Regions from separate parts of the Homo sapiens genome. Here region 2 is linked to region 1. Evidence: chromatin contacts called from ENCODE Hi-C data. All regions are on one chromosome and are shown on one strand. Each heading gives the region's core, a stretch centred on a gene start or an enhancer-like site at or near the end of the contact. The rest is flanking DNA. Distances are from core to core; before and after follow the strand shown.

What was found. Hi-C counts contacts between places; a loop is a spot of excess contacts on that map. Pooled maps may share reads with other maps.
Region 2: a loop to region 1 is called in a pooled map, with 4 times the contacts of the local background. The contact joins the promoter of MICALL2 here to the promoter of CHLSN-AS1 in region 1. A Hi-C loop is called at or near these places in 1 of 168 maps with a recorded cell type or tissue (Right ventricle myocardium inferior), 1 of 37 single-sample maps with no recorded cell type and 3 of 50 pooled maps.

Annotation. Positions count from the first base shown.
Region 1 is chr7:1,061,298-1,068,834 of GRCh38, forward strand. CHLSN-AS1 (CHLSN antisense RNA 1) reads left to right here and starts at 4,434. Exons shown (of 3, transcript NR_187853.1): 1 at 4,434-4,787. The region is part of intron 2 of CHLSN (cholesin); the gene reads right to left. RefSeq lists enhancers at 1,107-1,276, 4,407-4,576 and a silencer at 3,056-3,350.
Region 2 is chr7:1,454,690-1,462,226 of GRCh38, forward strand. MICALL2 (MICAL like 2) reads right to left here and starts at 4,781. Exons shown (of 17, transcript NM_182924.4): 1 at 4,495-4,781. The coding sequence starts at 4,637. MICALL2-DT (MICALL2 divergent transcript) reads left to right here and starts at 5,230. Exons shown (of 2, transcript XR_001745046.2): 1 at 5,230-5,578. RefSeq lists silencers at 1-118, 4,554-5,273 and enhancers at 2,735-3,457, 3,458-4,180, 5,604-6,155, 6,156-6,707, 6,244-6,538.

The sequences.
Region 1 (7,537 bases), core at 3,184-5,683:
CAGCTGTTTGTTCCTGGTGGGCCCCACACAGGGCAGGCACATGCCTCCAGCGCAGACCCTCGCCTGCTACCTGAGACACTTCACTGTGCACCATGGCCTGCCCCAACCCCCTACCCAGCGAGTCCCCTCCTCATCCCCAGGTTCCCGCCAGCCTCTGCTGCCTGAGACCCTCCACTGAGCGCCAAGGCCTCCGTCCTCATCCCCAGGCTCCCGCCAGTCTCTGTGGCTGCTTCCCAGGAGCTGCGTCGCTGACTGTTCCTGAGACACCTGCTCATCTATATTCTATGTTGCCTTCACCTGGGAAGATTCGGCACCTCCTGAGCCTCCTGCCGCCCCTGAGAGATTCCCAAAGCCTTCACCTCATCACACACAGAACACAAGAACTTGAGCCACTCGGGGCAGAAAAAGGAGCTACTTGTAAAAAGTCAAGGTAGTCATCTGCCCAACTCCCCAGTTCTTCCAGGCAGCCGTCTCCCCAACTCCCCAATTCTTCCAGGCAGCCATCTCCCCGACTCCCCAATTCTTCCAGGCAGCCATCTCCCCAACTCCCCAATTCTTCCAAGCAGCCATCTCCCCGACTCCCCAATTCTTCCAGGCAGCCATCTCCCCAACTCCCCAATTCTTCCAAGCAGCCGTCTCCCCGACTCCCTAGTTCTTCCAGGCAGCCATCTCTCCAACTGCTTAATTCTTCCAGGCAGCCGTCTGCCCAACTCCCCAATTCTTCCCCAGTTTGTGAGACACCAGGATGCGAGTTTTTCAGCGCGTGACGTCCCAGGGTCAATGATATTGCTACCAACACTTCTTGACTACTATAGTTCAAAAATCATTCATCTTATTTTTGTTTATCCACAAAAAAACCTTGCCCTGCTTCCTTAAGTAAGATTCCAGAAAGGGAGTTTAGTTGTAGATTCACTTCATTAAAGTTCTAAGAGTTATTGTAGGAAGCTGGATCTAGTGTGAATTGTGGCGAAGAGATCAGGAAATCTACACACGTCTTCTTTCATACACAGCACACGACAGAGGGAAAGCAGGAATAGTAACCGTAACAGAAAGTATCATAAAATTGGTTATTTCCCCTCGAATTGTACGTCTTAATACTTTCGGTTACCCCTCTGTAGTTCCTCTTTGCAGAAATTCTGTCCACCCAATCACCCAGGAGTGGTTCCACTTCACACACGCCCGGCACGCAAACCATGTCTCCACACGTCTCAAACGGTAGCAGAGGGAGTACCTTGGCTGCTGGCGAAGGAGTAAGCCACGCGGGCTGAAGGAGCAGGCCTGCCCCACACAGGCGTTACTCCTCCCAGAAAAATAAGAATAAAGTCACCATTGACTACACCCCTGAGGGCTTCTGTGGCCCTGAGGATGGAACTGAGGTGTTGGGGTATCCTGCAGCCCTCCCAAGGATTCCGGCAGAAGTGAGAGCACACGTTCCTGCCTCCGCCCTGCTGCACAGGGCAGCCTGGCAAGAGCTGTATGGCGGTGCGCACGGTCCGCACTCCGTCAGGTTGGGAAGTGAAGGAAGAGCAGAGAATCTAGGCAGGAAGCATAACGTGAACATGCCCATTTCACATGTACCCCTACTCCTACCCCTAACCCCTAACTCTAACCAACTTAAACCTCACCTAAACACCCTATTCCTAACCCCCTAACCACCCTAACCCTAACCCTCAACACCCTCATCTGAACCCTAACCCTTACAGAATCGCTCTGGGCCTGCCTGGCTTTGCCAAGCCTGAGCGTGTGAGTGCATCTGACCTGCCCCCTCCGTTCTCTCTGGGCTCCTCCATCCTGTGTCTTCTGGCATCGCTCACAGACCCACGCCCCATCCTGCTCAGCCACCTTGACTCGCTGGGGGACCACAAGATGAACACAGCTCTGACACTGCCAGCTGACCCCGGCCACATCTGGGGCTTCCACGCGACGCTGTCCCCAAACAGCAAATCTTTGGGTACAGATGGGAGGTGTCCTGAGGCTGGGACAAGGACTGGGCAGGGGCTGGCAGCCGGTCTGGCAACATAAGCAAGCCCCTGGCTTTCCCTCTGCTCACTGCCTTGGCTCTCTTCCTCACTCTGTGACTGATCGGGTGCTCCTGAGAAACGGGCTCCCTGTGCTGCTCCTGGGGTGTGCGTCATTTTCCCGTGTCCCGTGTCCTACGGGTTCCAGGCACTACAATTCACTGGTCCACTCTGCTGCTGACAAACATGGGGACTGTTTCCAACTTCAGGCGTTCGTGCACGAAGCGGCGCTGTTCTGCCGTGTCTCCCAGCGCCCACCATGGGCCCCTGCGTGGGGCACTCCTCGGGCAGACACAGCCTCAGCCGCGCACGCTCACCAAGTGTGGTCTCACGTCCTCACCTGCCCTTGGTGCCATGTGTCTCTGGTATTTTGTGCCAAGCCAGGGGAGGATTAAGGCATTTCCCATCTTAATGACGTCTTGGCCTCTCCAAAGAAGCGCCTCTTTAGGGATTCTGCCCACGTTTCTAAGTGATGTAAGGTCCTTCCTGGTTTGATCTGAATGTGGGCCCTTGCCACGGCTCCTTAATCTAACTGTACCCCTGTACCTGTGCTGTTCTCTTTCCACAGAAGGGCGAGCTCTACCACACCACAGAGAAGTCAGAGCTCCGCAAGTCCCCACCTGGAAGATGGAAGACCCCTCAGAAACAGCCTGTTCTTCCCTCTGCAGAGGTGGGGGGCAGGGGGACTAGCCACACTCAAAACTGGCAGCCTCTGAGGGGAGGGAGTCACTTCAACATCTCGAACTTTAGACAGATGTGTGTGCCTCAGGCAGCATACACACACACATACATGCGTGCAAGCATGCACACATATGCAAGCACGCATGCACACACACAAACACACACGTCTGTCTCCTCCCCGGGAACACCGTGACCGGAAGAGGCTTCACACGCGTCGGCTGCAGGGTAGGAGACCCGACACAGCGCCGGGTCCTGATGGGCTGTGACGTGAAGATGGGGAGACCAGGCCCTTAGCAGCCACAGAACAGGCCCCGGAAAGACGCACGATGGCTCCACTCTTGGAAGCAGATGGTGGCTCTGTAGGGAGACAAGGCTTACCTTGCTCCAGGGACTCTGAGGAGACGCTGTGCAGGGAGGCTGCCCCCAGCAGGAGACATGGAAGGTGAGGGCAGAAGGAACAGCGGTGGGGAGCAGGGGCACTGACAGGTTCCAGACCCTGACCCTGAGCTTCCCACAGCGCCTAAACGCAACACCCTGACTCCTGAGAGGAAGGGAGGGAATCCCGAGCTGACCTCACACAGGAGAACCGAAGCTCAAAGCTCAAGTGTCACCCTGAAAGGCACCGGCAGACAAAGGCTGAGTCTCCAGAGCCAGCCCTGCATCCACCCAAACTAGCGTGGTGCAGGGACTCCTCCCTCGGCCGAGTCACCTGGCCCCAGACTGTCGGATGTGGGGCCAGCAGGGACCCTGGGGGACGCCCCATGGACACGAGGGAGACTGAAGCCCAGAGGGTCCCACAGCAGTGAGCAGCCCCTGCTGCCAGGCTCCAGGGCTCCAGAAGCCCCAGCCCACCCCACACTCAGGGCGCACAGAAGGCCCCAGGAGGGAGGGTGGGAAACGCCGGGTCAAGCGAGCAGCATCCGATTCTTTTCTGCAGGACATCTGAGCTGTGCCACACACACTAAGGCTTCTAAAGAGAAAAGACAGCGTTCCCCGCTGTCCAACCCTAATCATCACAGGACGCTTTCTGCAGAGCCCCTTGGGGCACGAAGATTCTTCCCAGCACCAGTCTGAGAAACGATGAGGCCCTGGGCAGGAGGAAACATGGCCCCATCCTGTTCTAGGGGCCACGGCACCCCTTGGGGCCCCTCTCCAGACCCAAGGCTGGACAGGCTGGCTTCCTGCCCAGCTCCAGCCAACTGGCATACACTAAGTGTGCAGCTGAGGTGGTGGGAGGAAGGTAAAACGTACCCCACTTGGCAGCCACTTCCAAAATTAAACATGGTTAACATCTGTCCCCGCTGTCCCAATTCCAGACATTTACCCAAGAAAAATGGGAACGGAAGTCCACACAAGCACCTGTATACAAATGTTCACGGCAGCTTTGCTCATAAGAGCCCAACACTGGAAACAACCCAACTGCACATCAACAGGTGGACAGATAAACAGATGTGGCCTGCGCATCGAAGGAATGCTACTCGTCAGCGAAATGGACCCACCGGGGACAGGCGCGGCAACAGGGTGAACCTCACAAAACATGCAGCTGCGGGGACACAGCTAGATGTGAGCACGTGCAAAGTACTGGAGCCTCTTCAGCAGCTCCAGAGCAGGGAACCCACCTCACCAGCGACACAGCGGCGACGAGGGCCGGGTCTGGGAGGGCGTGGGCCAGGGAGGGGCGACGGAGGCGGTCTCCCTTGCCGGGGTGCTGGTGACACAGCGGCTGCACCTGTCAGAACACGCCAGGGTGGAGACAGGAGATCTGTGTGCTTCCCGAGTACAGATCACGGCTCAGCATCTCATGGGAAAGGGACAGGGCTCTCTTCAGGACACGCAGTAAGATTTCAAGTGCGGGCACTTTTAATACTCCGCGATCCAAAGGCAGCTCCAGGGCCAGCCGCGGTTTCCGGCCTCAAGGGCAGGCTCGGTTCTGGAGCTCCCTCCAGTGGCCGTCGGGGTGCCGTCACTTTCAGGGCCCCACCAGGAGAGCAGGGGCCCCGCCGAGGACCAGAGCGCCTGGACCAGAGGGAGCCCTGCGCGGCCGGCACGGATGCCTCTCAATAGGCGGCATGGGGCCGACACGACTCGGTGAGTTCCCGCCACGGCTTTCGCCGGCAGCCGGCGGCTGGAGGACAAGGAGAATGCGCCGGTTCTGTTCCTGGACAAGCTCCATGGCGCTGCGGGGTCCCGGCCCAGAAAGCCCACCCTCCCCCAGAATTTCCCCAGGCCCACAGAAGGGGACCGGAATGGGAAAAATACCGACAAACGCAGCAACGGTGCGGCCGTAGGTGTCTGCGCATCCGGCGGGGCTCCTACGGGACCCCCACGCCGCCTGGACGCCGCCTAGCAGATTTGGGGCCAGGCTAATTGGGGCCCATCGTGGCCCACAGATGCCAGCTCCGGGCCATGCTGAGGGACAGGGGAGCGGAGGATACTGCCTGTTTCCCGGCGGGGGGCCCTGCTCAACAGCCTTTCCCTTCCCTACAAACTGTCCCAGGATCCCGGGCCATTCCTTCCAGTAAGTTGGGAAGTCCAGGACCAGACCTCAACGTGGAAAAAGCTGGAGGAGAGAAGGGGGGACGAGGGGTTCTACCTGCCCTCTACCTACCTGCCCTCCTACCTGTCTGTCCACGGGATGCCCAGAGGCTCCCAGACCACCAGCCCCAGACCCTTGGTACTGCGTCCCCAGCTGTCTGCCAGGGGCCTGCTGGGGAGGCCGATGCCCATCCCTAAGCCTGAGCCTCCAGCCCGGCACGAGGGAAGGCCCCACATGCCCCAAAGGAGAGGGTTCGGGGCACAATCTTCACAAAGGCTGGAGTGCACCCCAGAGGTGAGGGTTTGGGGCACAGTCTGTTGGCGGAGGCAGGAGTACACCCCAGAGGTGAGGGTTTGGGGCACAGTCTGTTGGCGGAGGCTGGAGTGCACCCAGAGGTGAGGGTTTGGGGCACAGTCTGTTGGCGGAGGCTGGAGTGCACCCAGAGGTGAGGGTTTGGGGCACAGTCTGTTGGCGGAGGCTGGAGTACACCCCAGAGGTGAGGATTTGGGGCAGTCTATTGGCAGAAGCTGGAGTACATCCCAGAGGTGAGGGTTTGGGGCACAGTCTGTTGGCGGAGGCAGGAGTACACCCCAGAGGTGTGGGTTTGGGGCACAGTCTGTTGGTGGAGGCTGGAGTGCACCCAGAGGTGAGGGTTTGGGGCACAATCTTCACACAGGCTGGAGTGCACCCCAGAAGTGAGGGTTTGGGGCACAGTCTGTTGGTGGAGGCTGGAGTACACCCAGAGGTGCGGGTTTGGGGCACAGTCTGTTGGAGGCTGGAATACACCCAGAGGTGAGGGTTTGGGGCACAGTTTTCACACAGGCTGCAGTGCACCCCAGAGGTGAGGGTTTGGGGCACAGTCTTCACACAGGCTGGAGTGCACCCCAGAGGTGAGGGTTTGGGGCACAGTCTGTTGGTGGAGGCTGGAGTACATCCAGAGGTGCGGGTTTGGGGCACAGTCTGTTGGAGGCTGGAATACACCCAGAGGTGAGGGTTTGGGGCACAGTCTTCACACAGGCTGCAGTGCACCCCAGAGGTGAGGGTTTGGGGCACAGTCTTCACACAGGCTGGAGTGCACCCCAGAGGTGAGGGTTTGGGGCACAGTCTGTTGGTGGAGGCTGGAGTACATCCAGAGGTGCGGGTTTGGGGCACAGTCTGTTGGAGGCTGGAATACACCCAGAGGTGAGGGTTTGGGGCACAGTCTTCACACAGGCTGGAGTGCATCCCAGAGGTGAGGGTTTGGGGCACAGTCTTCACACAGGCTGGAGTGCACCCCAGAGGTGAGGGTTTGGGGCACAGTCTTCACACAGGCTGGAGTGCACCCCAGAGGTGAGGGTTTGGGGCACAGTCTTCACACAGGCTGGAGTGCACCCCAGAGGTGAGGGTTTGGGGCACAGTTTTCACACAGGCTGGAGTGCACACCAGGGAGGCTTCCCGCCTCTGGCAGAATCACCGCCATGCTCAGTCACAAACCCAGAGCTGCGTTTGGACGCTGCAGCACACGCTGCGGCCCCAGCAACGGTCCTGCGCACCAGGCTCCTCTCCCAGTAAGGTCCGCTTCTCTGTGGAGCTCAGGGGTCCCTGCAGTGCCCACCTTAGCAGAGGGCAAAGCCTTGAGACACGGATGCTTTGTCCTCAGGTCTCCACTGGCTCCTCAGAACAGGGCCCCTCAGCGCTGCAGTGTGTCACATGTCCCCAGTTTCCCCTCGTGGTGCTCACGCCACACCCCTGGCACGGAGGCTGGAACCCAGGTGTCAGTCCTGGCTCTGACCATGACCTTGGACAAACCACCCCTCAGACCTAGAGCCCTCATGCACATCCCCATGGTCACTGCCACCCGGCAGGGAGCAGGACAGCCCCGGGGGTCTGTGACTGTCCCCGGGACATCAGTCTGAGAAACAGCGCTGAGTTGGACGCTGCCTGGTGTGGACACTCGCCCTCCACAGTCACACAAACTCGGCTTTGCAAAATCAGTTCTCAGTGAAGGAAATAATGTACACAGTGGTCCACTTCCAAGACACAGTGTCTTGCTTGCTTAGGTCAGCAAGCTACAGAAGACCAGGCCCCTGCCTGGGTTGCCGATGCCTGCTTGTCGGCCTCCCCATCCCCAGTCTTCCCCCCAACGCTTAGTTGCCTTCACCTGACCCAAAAACTTTTAGTCTATGACGAAAGTTTTACTCGTCTGCAACATAGCTTGTTTTGTCTGTTCTTATCAGTCTGCCCAGCTACTTAGGTCATAAGTCAAATACCTGAAAAGCCCCTGAGCTGACTAGGATTGCAACGCATTGTGGGCTGCAACAAA
Region 2 (7,537 bases), core at 3,531-6,030, 390 kb after region 1:
GACCCAACCCCGCGTGGGAGAGGAGGTCAGCCCACCCTCGGCCCTGGCCCAGGAAGTGAGGGCACTGCCTGGGAGCTTCTGGGTGGGGGCCTCTGCGTGAGTCTCTCCCCTGGCCCCCAACAATAGTGGTGTCTCGGGGAGCCCCGCCACCCTTGGGAGCCACTGCTGGAGGGCTCCATGCACTGCACAGCGGCCGCCCCAGCCACCCCCACTTCCTGGCCCAGCCCTGAGCCCGCCTCCAGAGCTGCAGGGACCAGGAAAACTTAAGGGACCCTGCCTTGGAACTGAGGGTGCAGCAGAGACCCAACTTCACGACACCCTCCCAAGGCCTGGCCACAAATCCGACAAATGCCCCCAGCCACGAACCCCAAGAAGGAGGCCGCAATGTTCTCCCACCTGCTGGACGGCTTCCTGCGCCACGCACAACGCCTGCCCTCCCTCCAGCCCTGCTCCCTCCCAGCCCAGACACGCTGTGCCCCCTGCCCCATCTGCCCGAGGGCTGTGCCTGGAGACCTGCTTGGGCCCAGGAATGAAAGGAGCCAGCCCATGGCAGAGCTGCTCCAGCCCCGACAGGCTGACTGGCTGAGGGAGGTGAGGCGGGAGGTGGGGCTGTTTGTTCTGGGTGGTTTCTGAGCTCACCTGGCTGCCCAGCTGCCCTGTGACACCAGTATGGAAACAGCGCCCGGGGGCAGGCGCCCTGAGGCCTGGCTGCAGAGAACCCACAGCCGCAGGTGAGACAGGGCAGGCGGGCACAGGCAGGCTGACCAGGCAGGGGACCCGCCCACCCTGCCACCTCCTGGTGGGCGTGGCTGGGCGATCCTGTTTCCTGGCCGTAAAGCGGAGATTCACGGACACCTCTCTGTACCTGTGGGGCTCCCCAGTGTGGTCACACGTGGCTCAAGGAGCCGGAACATGGTACACAGGAATGTCCGGATCCCCGCCCCCTCCACCCGGGGTCGGTGGGGCAGAGGCAGAACCAGGAGCCCGGGTGCCCCACCTGGCTGGCCTGGCGCCCGAGCTGGTTCCTTCACAGCTGCTCTCCCTGAGGGCCAAGCGGAAGTGCTCTCTGCGTGCAGCAGGAAGGACTAAGGCCAGACAAAGGGAAGGACTTCCTGGTGGCAGAGCTACAGACAGGGAGACAGGACGTCCACCCTTCTGCTGTCAAGGGGTCTTCACTGGAAGGAGAGGGGAATGAGGTGGCAAGGGCGGGGCCTCACACAGAGTCTGACCTCAGAGCTGCCCTGAGAGGACAACCGGTCTGTGCCTGTCCCTCACACGCGTTTCCTCCCTTCCTGAAGACTACTGGGGACAGGAGGGACAGCCAAGGGCTGCATGAGGAGACCTCCACCCCAGCCACCACCTCATCCAGAGGTACGGCAGGGAGCAGAGGCTGAGGGCACGGGATGGGGGTGATGAAGGCACAGAGGCAGGCACGTCCAAAGAGCCAGGGGCCAGGCGCGGCGGCTCACATCTGTAATCCCAGCGCTTCGGGAGGCTGAGGCAGGAGGATTACTTGAGGCCAGGAGTTCAAGACCAGCCTGGGCAATATAGCCAGAACCCATCTCAATTTAAAAAAGAAACAATATGCTGAGTGAAAGTAGCCAGACACAGGCCAGACGCAGTGGCTCGCGCCCATAACCCCAGAACTTTGGGAGGCTGAAGAGGGCAGATGGATCACTTGAGGTCAGGAGTTACACACCAGCCTGGCCAACATGGCAAAACCCCGTCTCTAGAAAAAATATGAAAATCGGCTGGGTGTGGGGGTGCACCCCTTTAACCCCAGCTACTTGGGAGGCTGAGGCAGGAGGATCACTTGAACCTGGGAGGCGGAGGTTGCAGTGAGCTGAGATCGCACCACTGCACTCCAGCCTGGGCGACAGAGCTAGACTCTGTCTCAAATAAATAAATAAATAAATAAATAGATAAAATTAAATTAAAAATAAGAAAATTAGCCAGGCATGGTCCCAGCTACTCGGGAGGTTGAGGTGGGAGGATTGCTTGAGTCCAGGTGTTCAAGAATGCAGTGAGCTAAGACGGTGCCACTGCACTCCAGCCTGGGCGACAGAGCGAGACTCCAACTCTGGAATAAAAGCAAAGGGCCCAGGCACCCATACAAGCGCATGTCCCCACACCCTGGTGCACACCCGACCCCCATGACACTCCGGGTTTTCCATCAGCCAGGGTCTACAGAGGCCCCCACGCCCCAACACCCATGGAAGCCTGTACTAGCTTCTTCCTACTGCCGTAACAAATTGCCACAAACTCTGGGGCTTAAAACACCAGGAATTTGTTTTCTCACGGCTCTGGAGGCCGGACTCCGACATCAAGGTGTGGGCTGGGCCTTGCTGCCTAAGGAGGTTCTCGGGGAGGGTCCTTCCTGCCTCTTCCAGCCCAGGACACCCTTGGCTTGTGGCTGCACCTCTCTGATCTCTGCCTCCAAGGGCACATGGCCTTCTCCTCTGTCCTTCTGCACGTGGGCACCTACTAAGCTCCTACCATATCTACTGAACCCCAACTGAAAGGCCCTTATCTGCAGAACTCCAACCATGTGCTGGTATCTACCGAGCCCAGTTCCAGGCACCAGGGGTGCAGCAGTGAACAAAACAGAGCCCCCACCCTCTGGAGCTGACAGTCCAGTGGGGACAGAACCAAGTCAGCCACAGCTTGGGTAACTCCACACCCACCGGAGCTGGGGGCAGAGGGCCTCCTCTCTCTCCCGCCTCCTTCCTGTTCTGGCCTCTGCACTCTCTGGAGCCACCCTGGGCTTTTATTCATTTACCTGTTCCCTGTCTGTCTCTGTGACCGGAACATTGCTCCCTGCATCTGGAGGCTGAGGGGAACTGGCACAGGACTCAGTGCTGGGTACACAGCAGGTACTCAATAACTGTCAGTGCACTGAGGAGATACACAGCGACCACCGTGCCAGTGCATGCACATGCACCTGTGCTCACCCTGGGCACTGCCCACAGGCACGTCTGAGCCGGCAGGGAGTACAGAGAAGCTCCCCAGGACCAGAGGGCCCCAAATCTCCGGCGACACCAGTGATCCATGAAGCTGGTGGCCAGCAGCCGGTGGCAACGCCTCTCCCCACCCCAGAGGCTTTTCGGGCTGGCCCCAGCTTGGATGCCTGGGCTCAGCCACCAGCCAGCCTCATCCAGGACCCTGCAGCCCCGGGGGTGGGGTCTCGCCTGCCTTCCTCCCCATTCCGGGTCCTTCTCCCAGTCTCCAGGTCCCTGGCCCTCTCCTTCAAAGCTCAGCGTCAGGCTTTCCATGTGGAAGCACGCACCTTGTGCCCAGCATCTTCTGCCTGCAAGGGCAACAGAGGCACGTTCCTGGCGAGGGAGAGCGGCTGCTGCCCAAACGCCAAATGGAAGCCCCTGGTGGCTCCACGAATGCATGTCACAACCTCAGAGCAGGGGCCGAGGCTGTTGCTCAAGACCCCAGCTTCCTGCAGAGAGTGGGACTGGCAGGACAGTGTCCAGGGGCACAGGGGAGGAGCCCCGGATCTGCGCAACGGGCTGGGGCTGTGTGACCTGAGCAAGGACCCCTCCTCTTAGCCTCGGTTCTCTGGTCTGCACAGCTGCGGCCTGACAGAGGCCCCAGGTGCTGCCTGTGGCTCCTCCCAACCCCGAGACCTTCCCACCAAAAACACACTCAGGAGAACGCTTTGCCCAGAAGGTGCCTGGGCTGCAGGTGGCCGTTGAGGGCCCCCCTTCCTGAGCGTCTGGCCCCCAGCCCCGACACACAGATCTCTGTCCCAGCAAGCCTGGTCCCAGTCATTTAGCCAAAGAGCGTTTGCTGAGTGAATAAACAATGGAGCAGGTCCAGGCTCGGGCCAAGATTCAGCAACGGGCAGGGCCAGCTGCCCAGCTACACACGCCAAGACCCTCCTGGGGAGAGACAGCCTAGTCCTCAACCCCTGCCACCTCCTGCTGCTCCCAGAGATGGGGGCTGTTCTCCATCTCGGGCCCTATCACCCGGGGCCTCAGAGGCCCGGCTGGCAGCAGCACCTGGGGTCTGGGGGCTTCCTGCCCTGCACTGGCCGCTCCCCCACAGTGGCCCTGGCCACATCCCCCCAGGGGCCTGAACAGGCTGGGGGAGGGTCAGTGCCCATACGAGGGCTATCCAGGGACCCCATCTGGTGGCCAGGCCCCTGGGCAGTGAGAGCCTCGGAGGGCCCAAAGAGGCAGCTCTGCTGGCCTTTCCCAGGGACACAGAGGGGGACTGGACTGAAGCCAGGGCCCAGGAGCCGCCCTGAGTCACGTCTGACTCAGCCGGCGGGCGGGGGATGCCATGGCTCTGGCCCAGCTGCATTCGGTGTCCGGGCACACTGAGGCCACTGAGGACAGCCTCGGGGGGCTGCACGGTGGGCTGTGCCTGCCCAGTCCCACGCCTCGGCTCCCCATCCCCCAGCCGCCCGGGCCTCAGTTTCCCCGCCCGTGTCAGCGCGCAGCCGAACAGCAGAAGAATCAAAGGGCGCCAGGCAGGACTTACATGAGGTCGGGCCGGTGGCGGTGCAGGATGGCGCAGAAAGCCAGGCCGTCGCGGAACGACGTGGTCATGTTGCAGATATTCACGTCGCGGTAGCCCTCGCACTGCTGCCGGCACCACTGTTGCAGCGCCCTGATGGCCGCCATGTGGGCGGCGCGCCCGCCGCGCGGCGGAACCGCCCTCCGACACCTTCCCGCGGCTGTGCCGCGACCGCCCGGCCGGCGGGACAGACGCTGGGACCGCTACGGAACCGCCAGACCCACGGCGCCCAGCCCCAGCTGAGCCGGACTGAGGGCGACGAGTGCCGGGTCCCTAAGAGAAGCCGAGCCCGGCCCCGCCCCCGCCGGCCCCGCCTCCTTGTAGGCCCCGCCCCCAGCCGCCAAGTCCTGCCTCCGGATAGGCCCCGTCCTCACACCTCCCAGCCCCGGCATAGGCTCCCGCCCAGGCAGGCCCCACCTCCCGACAGGCCCCGCCCCCAGCCGCCGGGTCCTGCCTCCTGATAGGCCCCGTTCCCACGCCTCCTGGCCCCGGCACAGGCTCCCGCTCCAGGCAGGCCCCGACTCCGGACAGGCCCCGCCCCCAGCCTCCAGGTTTTGCCTCCCGAGAGGCCCCGCCCCACGCCGCCCGGCCCCAGTACGGGCTCGCGCCCTAGGCACGTCCCGCCTCCTGGTAAGTCCCGCCCCCACGCTGTCAGGTCCCGCCCGACAGGCCCCGCCCCACGCCGCCTGGCCCCTCCCCAGGCCCCGCCCCGCCGCTGAGGGCCGAGACCCCCAACCGGTGAAGGGGCGCGGTCTGCTTGGGGGTCCTGCCATTCTGGACCCCTGCGGAGACCTGGAATTTTCTTTTTCGCCGCCCCACCTCCCACCACCATCTCACCCCACCGCCATGGAGAAGAGGCAGGAAAGGCCGTTGACAAACGGGGACACTGAGGCTCGAACACCCTGCCCTGTCTAGGGCCTCAGCCCTCGGCAGCCCGGCCTCCCGGGGAGCAGGAGGCGCCTTGTGTTTCAGGGTTTCAAAGGACGTCCGCATCTGGTTTCTCTTTCCAGGCCGCTACATGCCAGCGGGGGTTCCAGGCAAGGCAGAGGTGAGGCCTGGGCATTGCCAGAGGAGAAACTGAGGCCAGGAAGGGGGCCGTGGAGCCGGAGTTGCACAGCTGGCCTGTGCTTTTCTTCTGGGGGCCTGTGGGCAGGATCTGTTCCTGGGGCAGGAGATTCCTCAGGCTGACTTGCAGGGTAGTTCCAATTTTCCACTTTGAGCTGTGACAGAAGAAATAAGGAAAGTCCCTCTGCTGGGGCCCTAAATTATCCCAGACTGGCCCCTGGCCCCGTTATCCTTGGGGAACCTTGTCTGTGGCCACGGGGGCTGGACGAGGGCGGAATCACTGACACCAGCCATGTGAGGGGGGCCTACCCTCCTGGCTGTGGGGCCAGGGCTTGTCTGGGCAGGGCCTGCAGGAAGGAAGGTGTTTTCCCGCAGTAGCCCCTGGCAGGGAGTCAGGGCAGCTTCTCTGTGCCCCTTGGGAGGAGGAGAAACTGAGGTCTTCCAACCCCAGCCAATGGTGCTGTTCCAGATCTTTTCTGAGGCTGGTCCCTGGTGAGACACCGTAGTGTTCATGGCCAGCTGCCTAAGTGTCAGTGAGGCCTGTGTGTAGGTGGTGAGCTCCCCGTCACCAGGGGCATGCAAGCAGCTGCTAGGCAGGGAGCCCTTGTGGCCTGGGAATGTGGCTGGCCCTAACCGCTGCTCCGCCACAGTCCCTGACCTGCGGATGTCAGGGGATATCGTGCCAGCACAGCCGGAGCCGGTCCTGGCACCGGGTTTTCTTGACTCCCAGGGCAACGGTTAGGAGAACCGGAAGAGCTGGAAAAGAAGGGAGAGATCAAGAAGCAGAAGCAGCGGGGCAGTGGGCGGGGGGAATTAGTGGGGGATGGGGGACACAGGGGTGGACAGGCGTTAGGGCCCAGCTCCCTTAAAAGGAGTGGTGTGGGAGGTGGCCTGGGTTTCACTTTTATCGTGAACTTTTACCACTGCACACTTAAAAAGCCATCTCACTGGTCACCCCGTGGCCCATCCTGCGCGGCCCCCCTCTGGCACCAGTGAGCTGGGAGGCAGCATTTGTGACGTTTGCCCACCAGCACCTCACACACCATGTCCCTCCAGGGTCCCCGAAGCCAGGAGCCAGGACACCCCCAAACAAATGGTCCTTTCTCCCCACTGCCCACGGCTGCCACCCTCCCATCCAGACGACCTGTCCCCCCGCCTCTGCCCACAGGGCTGCCTCCTGCCCCTCCAGCCACCACAGTCCACCCTCCCCAGCAGCCCGAGGGATCTTTCTAGAAGGCCTGACCAAGCCCTTCCCCTGCCGGGAGCCTCCCAGGCTGTCCTTCGAATAAAGTCCAGGTTGCTTATCAGACTTTCCGCAGGCTTATCACGCTGCATCTCCCCGGCCGCACCCTGCCACGCTGACCCCAGAGCTTTGCGCCCGCACCGGCCCCCAGCACCCGCCCCTCCTCCTCATCCTCCAAGACCCCCACCCTGAAGCCCCTTGGAGCCACCGAAGGCTCCCAGGGTCCCCATCTGTGCTCCCCAGGGCTGCCATGTGGACTCTGCACACGCCTCCCCCGTCCAACACAGAGCCTCCACCCGGGGAACCCGCTGCCTTCTGGCCTCACTGGGAAACTGCCTTCTCTCGGGCTCAGTTTCCTCATCTGCAAAGTGACATCATGGTCCCCTTCCACCAAGGGCTACCCCACGGCCAGGCACGCAGTAAATGCAGCATGATGTACCCACCCAGGCACGCAATAAATGCAGCATGATGTACCCAGGGGTGGGGAACAGGTAAGAGCGGTGTGAGCTCAACAGGCCCCAGGATGGGGACTCAGATGGGGGCCCAGACTTCAGGCCCTTTAGAAATGATGATGACCTCAGCCTGGGACTAACAGAGAGAGAGAAAAAGGGGAGAAAGAGACAGAGAGAGAAAGAGAGGGGAGAAAGAAAGAGGAGAAGAGAGGGAGACAGAAGATAGAGCAAGAACCTCCCTAGGAAG